2 separate regions of the Homo sapiens genome follow, and region 1 is linked to region 2. Evidence: chromatin loops called from intact Hi-C (ENCODE). Cell type or tissue: HepG2. All regions are shown on one strand. Each heading gives the region's core, and the rest is flanking DNA. Links, peaks and the distances in the headings are about the cores only.

Region 1 (7,364 bases), core at 1,547-6,546, 180 kb before region 2:
AAGACACTGTGGCTTCTGCCTGGCTGTTTCTTGGATTGCTTGCTATGGGGAAAGCCAGCTGCCATTTTGTTAGGATACTCAAACAGCCCTGTGGAAACACCCAGGTGGCGAGGAACTGAGGCTTCTTCTTGCCAATGGCCGGCACCAACTTGCCAGCCATGTGAGTGAGTCACCTTGGAAGCAGCTTCTCCAGCCCAGTCTAGCCTTAGATGATTGCAGCCCAAGCTGACAGCTTGACTGCAACCTCATGAGAGACCCTGAGTTACAACCACCCAGTGAGGCTGCTTCCAAACACCTGATCTACAGAAACTGTGTGAAACAATAAATGTTTATTGTTGTCTCAGATGCTGAGTTATGAAATAATTTGTTATGTTACGCATCAATAGATAACTAATATGGATGGATGGCTGGGTATCTGGATGGCTGGATAGATTTATATAGAGCGCATTAGGTAATGGAGGAAGTCCCATTGGGAAAGAGGGTCAGAGCCTGGAGAGCCAGAAGAAGTTTGTAATCCCTGGTCATCTCTAAGCTTTAGGGAGGTTATTCAGGCAGCCAGAGGAGGAGAGAGTTAGTGAGTTTTGAAGCCAAGAGGTCATCAGAGGCTAGACCACTCATCCTGGGGAGACAGCCTGCCCTGTGTCTCCAAATCCAGCTTCCTCAAGCAGCAGTTCATACTAGTCCTTCCTACCCTGAGGTCCTGGCTCCATCATTCCTCGGCCCCAGCTGGCCCTCAGAATTGTGGAGGAGGTCAAGACTTCAGCATTTTTCAGAAGCCAAGTCATCCTCCTCACTCAGAGTCTTCTTTGTGTGGAGGAAGCAGTTTCTCGACTGGTGGGGGACTCAGGGCAGGGTCAGTAGCCTTCAGGAACCAGAGGAGGGTATTGAGAAGCTGGGACCCTCTGTGGAGACCCTGCTGGCCCCAAAGGCATGGTGGAGAGCCACAGCCACCAAACATCCATAGGATTAGGTCAGCCCTAAGATCCAGTATATTGGTATTGTTTGAAATGACCCAACACATGTCCTCGGGAAACATATGTACAATGGGCCTGGCACATATGAGAATTTTTTAAGTAAATCAAAACTGCACTGAAATGCCATTTTTCATCTATCACATTGGCAAAATTTCAAAAGCTTGACAATACCTGCTGGTGAGGCTTTGAGCAAATAGCTACTCTTATAAATTGTCAATAATGCCTGTTGGCAATAAAACTTCTAGGAAGGAATTTGTAATATAGAACAAAACAGGATATGCATTTACTCTTTGATCCAGGATATTTACTTCTAGGATTTATCCTAAAGATATAATTCCACAAATATGAAAAATGTGTATGCAAGGTTATTTATTGAGGAATTATTTATAATACAAAATGTTGAAAATACACAAATGCCCATCTGTAGAAAACTGGATGAATAAACTATGGTACCACATGAGAGAATGTTATGCAGCCATGAAGGCAAGAAGGAAGATCTCTGTAAACCTACAGGGAGTGATTTCCAGCATATATTGTTAAACAACAAAATAAGGTAAAAGCAAAATAAAGGACTACCTATACTATGCAAACTTTTAAGAAAATAAAAAAGAAAACATTTATTTATTTACATACATATTTAAATAATTATGCAAAAGAAACCCAGGAAGGATAAATCGGAAACTTATTGCAAATGGTTACTCATAAGAAGTTAGTGGGAATATCAATGGAGAAGAAAGAGATGGGAGTGAGATTCCTCTGAATATATTTGTACAGGATTTTTGACTTTTTAACCATGCAAATATTTTACATTCTCAAAAATAAAATTAAATAAAAAGATAAAAATGTAAACTGTAAACTTATAAACAAAGAGTAAAGAGATGAGCTTAACTAAATGTCAAATAATAATATAGCCACACAAAGAAAATAATTTAAGTAAGTGTAACCACAGGAGTCTAGGTATTTAGTGTTATAATTCTAAAACTACTATCTCTGTGTTGTATGATGGAAGAAATGAGTAAATGTGCTGATGTTTTGGGACTCAGCGTTCTCACTATGGGAAAAGGAAGTCAAAAATATGGAGTGGAGGAAGGATCTGTGGCTATGGCTATGAGTGTTAACTGGAGACATTGATATGAGCAGACCAGGGAAAAGCAACATACCTATAGCAATTAGCACACCCAGGGCCCAGATCTTGTCTCCTAAATGCCATCATTCCCTACTAAACAGAACTAGTGTCCTTAGAAAAATGGCTGATTCCAGGATTGGGCAGGGAAAGTGAATGGTGAACCTGAAGCATCTCATGTCAAAATGCAAGGAAACACTCAATGAATGATGAGGCCAAGTCTAAAGGAGCCAACTTAAAGGGGCTCCCACTAGCCAAAGTCCAGACAATTTGATTCTCAAGAGAAGAACGATGAGGTTTCTCACTGTTGGAGTGAGAGATTACCAACAAGCAAGGGACTAGAATGATCCATGTGGCAATGGATTTGACTTGGAGACAGTAGCTTCCCAATGCAGATAGGTAAGTTGATAGATAGTTGCATACAGAAATGTTTATAGGTATGTGTATATAAAGAAGTTCATATATACATATATTTTCTTGTTCTATCAGCTGAGAACACTTAGAAGCACTGACATTGCAGTAGCAACAAGCACACTTAACATCCAGGTTTTGGTGTCTAATTCCATTCTCCAGTAAAAGAAAACAGGGATCCCTGGAGAAATGGCTGATTCAGGCTGGACATGGTGGCTTATGCCTGTAATCCCAACACATCGGGAGTCTGAGGCAGGTGGATTGCTTGAGCCCAGGAGTTCAGGCCAGCCTGATCAACATGGCGAAACTCTGTCTCTACAAAAAATACAAAAATCAGTTGGGCGTGGTGGCATGTGCCTGTAGTCCCAGCTACTCAGGAAGATGACGTGGGAGGATGGCTTGAGTCTGGGAGGCAGAGGTTGCAGTGAGCTGAGATCACACCACTGCACTCCAGCCTGGGCAACAGAGCAAGATTCTGTCTTAGAGAGAGAAAGAGAGAGAGAGAGAGAGAGAGAGAGAGAGAAATGGGTGATTCAAGCAAGGACTGGGGTAGAAAATGTACAATGTACAAGATGAGCCTGGAGCATCATAAGAAAATGCCTTAAAAAAACAAAGAAATCCACAATGATGGAAGGATGTGAAAGGGACACAGAAAACAACTGAAAGAGCTTCTAATGACCAAAGCTGGATGGAACAACTTGAACAAGAAAATAAAGCATACACTGATATAAATAAATGAGTGCATAAATAAACAGTCACTTGTCCCTTATTGACAGGGATGCTTTCTGATAAATGCATTGTTACAGGGATATGTTCTGATAAATGCACTGTTAGGCAGTTTCGTCATTGTGTGAACGTCAGTGTACTTACACAAACCTAGGTGGTATAGCCAGCTACACATCTAGGCTATATGGTATAGCCTAGTGCTCCTAGGCTACAAACCTGTACACTGTGTTATTGTACTGAATACTGCAGGCAATTGTAACATAATGGTAAGTATTTGTGTATCTAAATATACAAAAGGAACCATTAACATACACTTACCATGAATGAAGCTTGCAAAACAGGAAGTTGCTCTGGGTGAGTCAGTGAGTGAGTCGTGAGTGAATGTGAAGGCCTAGGACATTACTGTACCCTACTGTAGACTTTATAAACATTGTACACTTAGATTACATGGAATTTATACAAATATTTTTCTTTTTCTTTTTTTTTTTGAGACAGAGTTTCGCTCTTGTCACCCAGGTTGGTGTGCAGTGGCACAACCTCGGCTCACTGCAACCTCCGTCTCCTGGGTTCAAGAGATTCTCCTGCCTCAGCCTCCCGAGTAGCTGGAATTACAAATGCCCGCCACCATGCCTGACTAATTTTTGTATTTTTAGTAGAGGTGAGGTGTCACCATGTTGGCCAGGCTTGTCTTGAACTCATGACCTCAGATGATCCACTCGCCTCGGCCTCCCAGAGTGTTGGGATTACAGGCGTGAGCCACCGTGCCAGGCCCTAAAAATATTTTTCTTTCTTTAATAATAAATTAAACTTAGCCGTAAATTTTTTTACTTTCTAAACTTTTTAATTTTTAAAACTTTTGACTCTTTTGTAATAGCAACTTAAAACACCAACACATTAAACCAGTGTACAAAAAATATTTTCTTTCTTTATATCTTTATTCCATAAGCTTTTTTCTATTTTTAAATTTGTTTTAATTTTTAAACATTTTTGTTAAAAACTAAAATGGAAGGCCAGATGCAGTGGCTGGTGCCTATAATCCCAGCACTTTGGGAGGCAGAGGCAGGAGGATAGTTTGAGGGCAGGAGGATAGTTTGAGGCCAGGAGTTCAAGACCAGCCTGGGTAACATAGCAAGACTATCTATTAAAAGAAAAATTAGCTGGGCATGGTGATGCATGCCTGTAGTCTCAGCTAATCTGGAGGCTGATATAGGAGGATGGCTTCAACCCAGGAAGTCAAGACTGCAGTGAGCTAGGATCCCTCCACTGCCTTCCAGCCTGGGCCACAGAGTGACACCTTGTTGCTAAAAATTAAAACAAAAAATAAAAATAACTAAACTGCAAACACAGGCCGGGTGCGGTGGCTCACACCTGTAATCCCAGCACTTTGGGAGGCCAAGGCTGGTGGATTACCTGAGGTCAGGAGTTCAAGACCAGCCTGGCCAACATGGGGAAACTCCATCTCTACTAAAAATACAAAAATTAGCCAGGTGTGGTGGCACAGGCCTGTAATCCCAGCTGCTTGGGAGGCTGAGGCAGGAGAGTCGCTTGAACCCAGGAGGCGAAGGTTGCAGTGAGCCGAGATTGTACCACTGCACTCCAGCCTGGGCGACAAGAGCAAAACTCCATGTCAAAAAAAAAAAAAATGCAAACACACATATTAGCCTAGGCCTACACTGGATCATGATCATCAGTACCACTACCTATCACCTCCACATCTTGTCCTACCGGAAGGTCTAGGCAATGGGAATTTCTCAGCTCCATTATAATCTTACGGGACCACCATCGTTGTTGACCGAAGTGTTATTATGCAGCACATGGCTGTAAGTGTGAGAGATTAGGCAAATTTCCTGTGCAGAAGAATTCCAAATAGTTTATGTAGATACTTCACCCCCAAGAAGACACAGCATAAATAAATAACTTCCACTCCTAAAGTGTGGACTGCACATAGTGACTTCCTTCCAAAAGTTACAGTATGGGAAAGAGGAGAAAGAGTAACTTTACCGTGGAGAAATCTGACAAATATGACCTCGGCCAGGTGATCAAGGCCAATATCAACAGTAATAAATTGTGTTAATGCTACATACTCTTGATATGCTGTGTAAGGATGGGGCGCTTCAGATACAGGCTGCCTTAGACATCTCTATTCTGCCCCCACCTGCCTTGCAAAGATGTCCTCAGGGAGAGAGTAACTGTCTTCTCCAGGGCCACACAGCATGCTGGGAGGGGCAAATACCTGACTGGCCTCTTCACAGCATCAACAGAGTTACCACACCTATTTCACAGAGAAGGTAAGGGGGACCCTGAGGGCTTGTACAATTTGCCCACATCCCCTTACAGTGGTCCAGCTGCAAAAAAAAAAAAAAATAGTAGAGGGGCTCCCCAAACCACACACACCCCAAATAGCCACAGCTTAGCTCAGCTTCCTCCCATCCCTGGATTCTCAGCACTGAGATGTCTCCCTCCCCGACATTCTAGCTTCCTCTCCCTCTTTTCCCACAGGGACGGCCCCTTTCCCTCTATGGCCCCACTTCAGAGCTCTGGGGCTACCCAAGGACACCCCAGGCCTCTTCCTTACGGTATGAACAAAACTGGGCAGATGCTATGGCGGTGGCGCCACGGAGGGGGCCGGGGTCATGTTGCGGCCTCACGCAACAGGCGGCTGGGAGCTTAAGTCATGGTGAAAGGGCTAAATTGTCCTGTGCAGCTGTGCTTGTTTTTCTTCCCCGTTTCAGTCCGCAGCCCTGATAGGGGAGGGGGTAAGCTGGAGGCGGTCACTTTTTTTCCTGCCTGTGTTCCCCCATCCCAGGGAGTCCTCCAAGACTGTCCTCCAGGAGCCTACACGTGCTGCTTTCACCTGGTTTCTTATAAAGCAGAGTCTCGGGTCTGCGGAGTGGGAATGGGTCTTCATGGATCTAGCTGTTGAAACATCAGAATGATCCATGGGGGTGCAATCCAGGCAGACATCTGCCTCCCCCAATAGGATTAGAACCCCAGGGGCTAGGAGCAGAATTGCAGTGTTAATAAACACAGATGGTTAGTTAGACCCAGCTTGACTATACAGATTGAGAAAAACTGGGGCCCAGAGAGGGACAGAGATTGCTCAGGGTCACTGAATAAGACCTATGGCTAAACCTAAGCTAACTCCATTCATTCATTCATTCATTCATTCATTCATTCATAAAAACATTCACTCAGCATTGACTACTTCCGGCCCTTTGCCAAGGGTTTAGCAGGGCGGGAGTTGGCTCACAAGATGCTCACAATAAGCAAGCATGTATACAACAAACATCCTTCAAAAGTGCAGTGACAAGTACTGCAATTGAGATGTCTGAGATACCACAGGAGCCCAGGAAGGGTACTTGACCAGGCAGAGGGGAAGTGGTCAGGGAGGGATGCCTAGGGGAGCTGATAACACAAGCAGAATCCTAAAGGAGCCATAGAATATATCTATGCAAATGGCCAGGCACTGTGGCTCATGCCTATAATCTCAGTACTTTGGGAGGCTGAGGCTGAAGGTTGTTTGGGAGGCCAGAAGTTTGAAACCAGCCTGAGGAAGGAGTTGGTTGAACTTGTTTGTTTGAGACCAGAGAAGCAAGACGTCATCTCTACAGAAAATACAAAATTAGCTGGGCATGGTGGTGTGCACCTAGCTACTTGGAAGGCTGAGGTGGGAGGATGGCTTGAGTCTAGGTGGTTGAGGCTTCAGTGAGCTATGATTGTGCCACTGCACTTCAGCCTGGGCAACAGAGTGAGACTCCATCTCTGGAAAATATGTGTACAAATAATTTTTTTAATTAAATGAAAATTTGAAAAACAAAGGAGGAAGGACCCTCCAGGCAGGAGGATCAGCATGAGCAGAGGTTTGGAGGTAAGAGCGGTGTGGGTGGGCAGCAAAAAGCAGTTCAGTGTTGCAGGAGCCCAGATTTGTGTGGCAGGAAGAGGCAAGAAGTTTATTGCACCTGCTGAGTGCTTACTATATGCAGGGCCCTATTCAGGCACTGGGTTTAGGCACCATGAGCAAATGTACACAAAGCCCCTGCCCTCATGGCTCTTCCATTCTAGGGGAAAGACAAGAAAAAAACCAAACCAATAAGCAAACCAAGGCATAATATTCATGAGGAGGTAAGTGC
Region 2 (7,364 bases), core at 986-5,985:
CAGATGGGCATTTGGGTCTGAACAAAGCAAATGAAGGAGTTTATAGTATAGGACAATGCTGTCCAGTTAAAAAAATAATGTGAGCCACATATATAAAATTTCATAGTAACCTCATTAAATAAAAAGCAGGTGAAATAAATTTTGGTAATATTTATATATTTTATTTAGCCCATTACATCAAAGAATGTTGTTATTTCAACACGTAATTAATATTAAAAATTATCATTATTATTATTTTGAGACAGAGTCTCGCTCTGTCACCCAGGCTGGAGTGCAGTGGTGTGATCTTGGCTCACTGCAACCTCTGCCTCCTGGGTTCAAGTGATCCTTCCACCTCAGTTTCCCAAGTAGCTGGTATTACAGGCATGTGCCACCTTACCCTAATTTCTGTATTTTTAGTAGAGATGGGGTTTTGCCATGTTTGCCAGGCGGGTCTCGAACTCCTGGCCTCAAATGATCCACCCGCCTTGGCCTCCCAAAGTGCTGAGACTACAGGCATGAGCTACCTTGCCCAGCCAATATTAAAAGTTATTAATAAGATTTTTCCCCAAATGAAATCTTTGAAATCTGGTATATATTTTATACATACAGCACATCTCAGTTTAGACTAGCCACATTTAGAGTGCTCAGTAGCCACATATGGCGAGTAGCTATCTTACTGGACATCATAGATTTAGACAATAAGGGGTTCAAGGATGCCTCCTTTACAGGAAGGCTGCTGCATCTTGTGGGGGCTTAATGAAGCTGCTCCAGCTTGGATCCCCCATTCTCTGGTATCCCCTCTCCTCCATCTTGGCAGAGCAGGGCGAGGTATATATCAGGCATGCCTGATGGAATCCTGCCTCATGTTCCAGAGCCTTCTGGAGGCAAGACACCGAGTCCTGGGTGTGCTTCTCTAACACAGATCCTACTGGAGTTAACTTTAGTGTACCCAGCGTTTGTTATTCAGTCAGTCACTACCTGTTTACTAAGTGCTGGCCTCTGTGCTAAGCACTGTGAATGCACGCCAGTGAAAACAGACATTTGTTAGCTCATAATTTCATCAAGATAAACAAGATGCATAAATTGTTAAAAACTCTGAGAAATTCTACAGAGGAAGAGGGAAAGGTGCTGCAAGAGTAAATAGGGCACCTGACCTCTTGGGAGTCAGGGAAGTAGACTTAACTGAGCAAAGGAGGAGAGTGGTCCACATCCAAAAGCTGCGTGGAGGATGCAGGGAGGAGCTCAACGGTGGTTGGTGTGGCTGGCATGCAGCCCGGAGTGGTGTGAGCACTGGCTTTGGAGTCACAGATCTGGTCCAACTTAACTGGGTGACTTTGATGACAAGTTTTAAACTCTGTGCGCCTCAGTGACCTCCTATAGAGGGATGTGGTGAAGATTAAACAGATTGATGTTTGTTTTTTTAAGACGGAGTCTTGCTCTGTTACCCAGGCTGGATTGCAGTGGTGCAATCTCCACTCACTGCAACCTCCACTTCCCGGGTTCAAGCTATTCTCCTGCCTCAGCCTCCCGAGTAGCTGAGATTACAGGCGTGCACCACCACACCTGGCTAATTTTTGTATTTTTAGTAGAGACGGGGTTTCGCCATGTTTCACCAGAGTGGTCTCAAACTCCCGAACTCGTGATCCGCTAGTCTTGGCCTCCCAAAGTGCTGAGATTACAGGCATGAGCCACCACGCCCTGCCATGAGCAGCTATTTTTTTTTTACATAAAACTTTTATTTTGGAATAACTTCAGATTTACAGAAAAATTTAAAACCTGGTACATAGAGTTCCCATATGCCCTTCACCCAGCTTCCCCTAATATTAGCATCTTATGTAACCATGACACATTTGTCAAAATTAAGGAATTAACACTGATACATTACCATTAACTGAACCACAGACTCTATCTGGATTTCGCCAGTTTTCCCATTGATGTCCATTTTCTCTGCCATGCAGAATAGCACATTACATTTAGTTATGTATCCTTAATCTCCTCCATCTGGAATGGTTTCTCAGTCTTCCTTTGTTTTTCATGACCTTGACAGTTTTAAAGTGTTGGTAAGATATTTTGTAGAATGTCTCTCAATTTGGATTTTTCTTTTTCTTTTTCTTTTTTTTGAGATGGAGTCTTGCTCTGTTGCCCAGACTGGTGTGCAGTGGCACAATCTCAGTTCACTGCAGCCTCCATTTCTCAGGTTCAAACGATACTCATGCTTTAGCCTGCCGAGTAGCTGAGACTACAGGTGCGTGCCACCATGCCCGGCTAATTTTTGTATTTTGTTTTGTTTTTTTGAGATGGAGTCTCCCTCTGTCATGCAGACTGGAGTGCAGTGGCGGGATCTCAGCTCACTGCAGCCTCTGCCTCCTGAGTTCCAGTGATTCTCCTGTCTCAGCCCCCTGGGTAGCTGGGATTACAGACGTGCGCCACCATACCTGGCTAATTTTTGTATTTTTGGTAAAGATGGGCCTTCACATGTTGGCCAGGTTGGTCTTGAACTCCTGACCTCAGGTGATCCACCCGCCTCGGCCTCCCAAGTGCTAAGACTGCAGGTGTGAGCCACCTCACCCGGCCTAATTTTTGTATTTTTAATAGAGACGGGGTTTCACCATGTTGGCCAGGCTGGTCTCATACTCCTGGCCTCAGGGATCTTCCCACCTTGGCCTTCCAAAGTGCTGGGATTACAGGCATGAGCCACTACACCCGGCCCTCAATTTAGGTGTTCCTAACATTTTCTCATGATTAGACTGGAGGCTACGGGTTTCTGGGAAGAATACTCCAGAGGTGAAATGCCCTTCTCATCACATCATATGGGGGGTACATTATATCAATGTGACTCATGATCAGTGACATTAACCTTGATCACTTGGTTAAGGTGGTGACTGCCAGACTTCTTTGCTGTGAAATTCTTATTTTTCCCTTTTCGTACCGTAATATTTGGAACATAGGTTTGATTTTAATAGATATTTTAAAAATATATATTTAGAAATCTTTACCCACACTGAGAGAATGTATATATTTTTCTCAAGCACCTTTGGGGTATGTATTAATATTGTTTGCATATTTACAATATTTACAAATATCATCTACAGCATAGAATGTGGTAACTTTGATGCTGCAAAGCAAGTCTCAAATATTAATACCAGCACATCAGTATCAGGAATAAATGGGCTGGGCGTGGTGGCTCACGCCTTTAATGCCAGCACTTTGGGAGGCTGAGTCGGGTGGATCACCTGAGGTCAGGAGTTTGAGACCAGCCTGGCCAACATGGTAAAACCCTGTCTCTACTAAAATTATAAAAATCTTCCAGGCATGGTGGCGCGTGCCTGTAGTCCCAGCTCCTCAGGAGGCTGAGGCGGGAGAATCACTTGAACCCGGGAGATGAAGGTTGCAGTAAGCTGAGATCTTGCCACTGCACTCTAGCCTGGGCAACAGAGCAAGACTCTATCTCAAAAAAAAAAAAAAAAAAAAGGAAAGATGACGACTGCAATATGTCACTACAATGTAAAGTCTAAATAAAAACAAAACAAATGTTAAAAATACTCAGACCTGAAGGGTAATGAAAATACTGTATTATCAAAACTTGTATGATGTATAGCTAAAACAGTACATAGGAGAAATTTATAGCCTCAAATGCTTTCATTGGGAAAGAACTTCCCACCAGTAAGGGAGTGTGTGACTCATTACACAGGTTAGACGGAAGTTCAGAGAGTTCTCCCTGGTGTCTTTGGCATTTCTCCAGGATTTTTGCAGCACTCCGAGGGAATCAGAGCCCCAGTAACTACTGAGATTGAATGAGCCACTAGTGCAGTACAATGCAGACACAGAACAGATTATATTTTATTCCACAAAGAAAAGGAATGAGATCTTTTCCCACCTTACCTTTGTGAAATATGTTCCATTTCCATTGGAGGTGCTGAAGGAAATCAGGTTTTAAGTCATGTTTTATTTAGATCTGCTAGAGAGACTGTGTTTTGTTTTTCTTTTTTTTTTTTTTTAATTGATCATTCTTGGGTGTTTCTCGCAGAGGGGGATTTGGCAGGGTCATAGGACAATAGTGGAGGGAAGGTCAGCAGATAAACAAGTGAACAAAGGTCTCTGGTTTTCCTAGGCAGAGTGTTTGTGTCCCTGGGTACTTGAGATTAGGGAGTGGTGATGACTCTTAACCAGCATGCTGCCTTCAAGCATCTGTTTAACAAAGCACATCTTGCACCGCCCTTAATCCATTTAACCCTGAGTGGACACAGCACATGTTTCAGAGAGCACAGGGTTGGGGGTAAGGTCATAGATCAACAGGATCCCAAGGCAGAAGAATTTTTCTTAGTACAGAACAAAATGAAAAGTCTCCCATGTCTACTTCTTTCTACACAGACACAGCAACCATCCGATTTCTCAATCTTTTCCCCACCTTTCCCCCTTTTCTATTCCACAAAACCGCCATTGTCATCATGGCCCGTTCTCAATGAGCTGTTGGGTACACCTCCCAGACGGGGTGGTGGCCGGGCAGAGGGGCTCCTCACTTCCCAGTAGGGGCGGCCGGGCAGAGGTGCCCCTCACCTCCCGGACGGGGCGGCTGGCCGGGCAGGGGGCTGACCCCCCACCTCTCTCCCAGACGGGGCGGCTGGCCGGGCGGGGGGCTGACCCCCCCACCTCCCTCCCAGACGGGGCGGCTCGCCTGGCGGGGGGCTGACCCCCCCACCTCCCTCCCGGACGGGGCGGGGAGCTGACCCCCCCACCTCCCTCCCGGACGGGGCGGCTGGCCGGGCGGGGGGCTGACCCCCCCACCTCCCTCCCGGACGGGGCGGCTGGCCGGGCGGGGGGCTGACTCCCCCACCTCCCTCCCGGACGGGGCGGCTGGCCGGGCAGAGGGGCTCCTCACTTCCCAGTAGGGGCGGCCGGGCAGAGGCGCCCCTCTCCTCCCAGACGGGGCGGCTGGCCGGGCGGGGGGCTGACCCCCCACCTCCCTCCCGGACTGGGCAGCTGGCCTGGCGGGGGCTGACCCCCACCTCCCTCCCGGACAGGGTGGCTGCCGGGCGGAGACGCTCCTCCCTTCCCAGACGGGGTGGCAGCAGGGCGGAGGGGCTCCTCACTTCTCAGACGGGGCGGTTGCCAGGCGGAGGGTCTCCTCACTTCTCAGACAGGGCAGCCGGGCAGAGACGCTCCTCACCTCCCGGACAGGGTCGCGGCCGGGCCGAGGCGCTCCTCACATCCCAGACGGGGCAGCGGGGCAGAGGTGCTCCCCACATCTCAGACGATGGGTGGCCGGGCAGAGACACTCCTCACTTCCTAGATGGGATGGCGGCCGGGAAGAGGCGCTCCTCACTTCCTAGGTGTGATGGCGGCCGGGCAGAGACGCTCCTCACTTTCCAGACTGGGCAGCCAGGCAGAGGGGCTCCTCACATCCCAGACGATGGGCGGCCAGGCAGAGACACTCCTCACTTCCCAGACGGGGTAGCGGCCAGGCAGAGGCTGCAATCTCGGCACTTTGGGGGGCCAAGGCAGGCGGCTGGGAAGTGGAGGTTGTAGCGAGCCGAGATCACGCCACTGCACTCCAGCCTGGGCACCATTGAGCACTGAGTTAACGAGACTCCGTCTGCAATCCCGGCACCTCGGGAGGCCGAGGCTGGCGGATCACTCGCGGTTAGGAGCTGGAGACCAGCCCGGCCAACACAGCGAAACCCCGTCTCCACCAAAAAAATACGAAAACCACGCAGGCGTGGCGGCGCGCGCCTGCAATCGCAGGCACTCGGCAGGCTGAGGCAGGAGAATCAGGCAGGGAGGTTGCAGTGAGCCGAGATGGCAGCAGTACAGTCCAGCTTCGGCTTGGCATCAGAGGGAGACCGTGGAAAGAGAGGGAGAGGGAGACCGTGGGGAGAGGGGAGAGGGAGAGGGAGACCGTGGAAAGAGGGGAGAGGGAGAGGGAGAGGGAGACCGTGGAAAGAGGGGAGAGGGAGAGGGGAGCTTTTTTTTTTTCTTTCTTTGGTTGGCTGATTTTGAGACAGAGTCTCCTCTGTCGCCGAGGCTGGAGTGCTGTGGTGCAATCACAACTCACTGCAGCCTCAACCTCCACTCAGCAATCCTCCCGCTTCAGCCTCCCAAGTAGCTGGGATCACAGGCACATGCCACCATGCCCAGCCAAGGGTTTCACCATGTTACCTAGGCTGATCTTGAATTCCTGGGCTCAAGTGTTAGACTCACTTCGGCCTCCCAAAGTGTTGGGATTACAGGCGTGAGCCACTGCACCCAGCCTGTTTTGTTTGGGGCAAGGGTTTTAACATTTATATATATATAAATATATATATATTTTATATATACAAATATATATATAAATATATATTTATATATATTTATATATAATATATTATATATAAATATATTTATATATAATATATTATATATAAATATATTATATATAAAATATTATATATAAATATATATATTTATATATATAAATATATATAAATATATATATATATAAAAATACCAGCACATCAGTATCAGGAATAAATGGGCTGGGCAGTATATATATATATATATATGTATATATATATACTGTTTTTCATATATATATACTGTCTTATATATATATATACTGTTTTACATATATATACTGTTTCATATATATAATGTTTTATATATATACTGTTATATATATTATATGTACTGTTATATATTTTTTATATATATACTGTTATATATATTTTTTATATATACTGTTATATATTATATATATACTGTTATATATATATTTTACATATATACTGTTATATATATATTTTATATATATATACTGTTATATATATATATTTTATATATGTATACTGTTATATATTTATATTTTTTATATGTATACTGTTATATATATATTATATGTATACTGTTATATATATATTTTATATGTATACTGTTATATATATATATTTCATATATATATACTGTTATATATATTTTATATATATATACTGTCATATATATATTTTATATATATACTGTCATATATATATTTTATATATATATACTGTCATATATATATTTTATATATATATATACTGTCATATATATATTTTATATATATATACTGTCATATATATTTTATATATATACTGTCATATATATATTTTATATATATACTGTCATATATATATTTTATATATATACTGTCATATATATATTTTATATATATACTGTCATATATATATTTTATATATATATACTGTCATATATATATTTTATATATATATACTGTCATATATATATTTTATATATATACTGTCATATGTATATTTTATATATATACTGTCATATGTATATTTTATATATATACTGTTATATGTATATTTTATATATATATACTGTTATATATATATTTTTATATATATACT

What was found. Peaks named below come from ENCODE experiments on the same cell type or tissue, not always from the same donor. Only the 100,000 strongest peaks of a DNase experiment are listed, where the experiment ranks them.
Region 1: it touches region 2 in a loop (14-fold over the local background); 1 of 110 quality-filtered maps calls a loop at or near these places.

The regions. Positions count from the first base shown.
Region 1 is chr20:38,272,452-38,279,815 of GRCh38, forward strand. All of the region lies in intron 1 of LOC149684 (a long non-coding RNA gene), which reads left to right. Among named protein-coding and RNA genes, the nearest start is that of KIAA1755, 15 kb to the left of the region's middle. In HepG2, for the core only: no CTCF peak of the experiment used is centred there; a DNase peak (open chromatin) is centred at 3,580; H3K27me3 peaks cover 1,016 bases.
Region 2 is chr20:38,456,704-38,464,067 of GRCh38, forward strand. No RefSeq gene overlaps it. Among named protein-coding and RNA genes, the nearest start is that of SNORA60, 11 kb to the left of the region's middle. In HepG2, for the core only: no CTCF peak of the experiment used is centred there; a DNase peak (open chromatin) is centred at 3,698; H3K4me3 peaks cover 317 bases.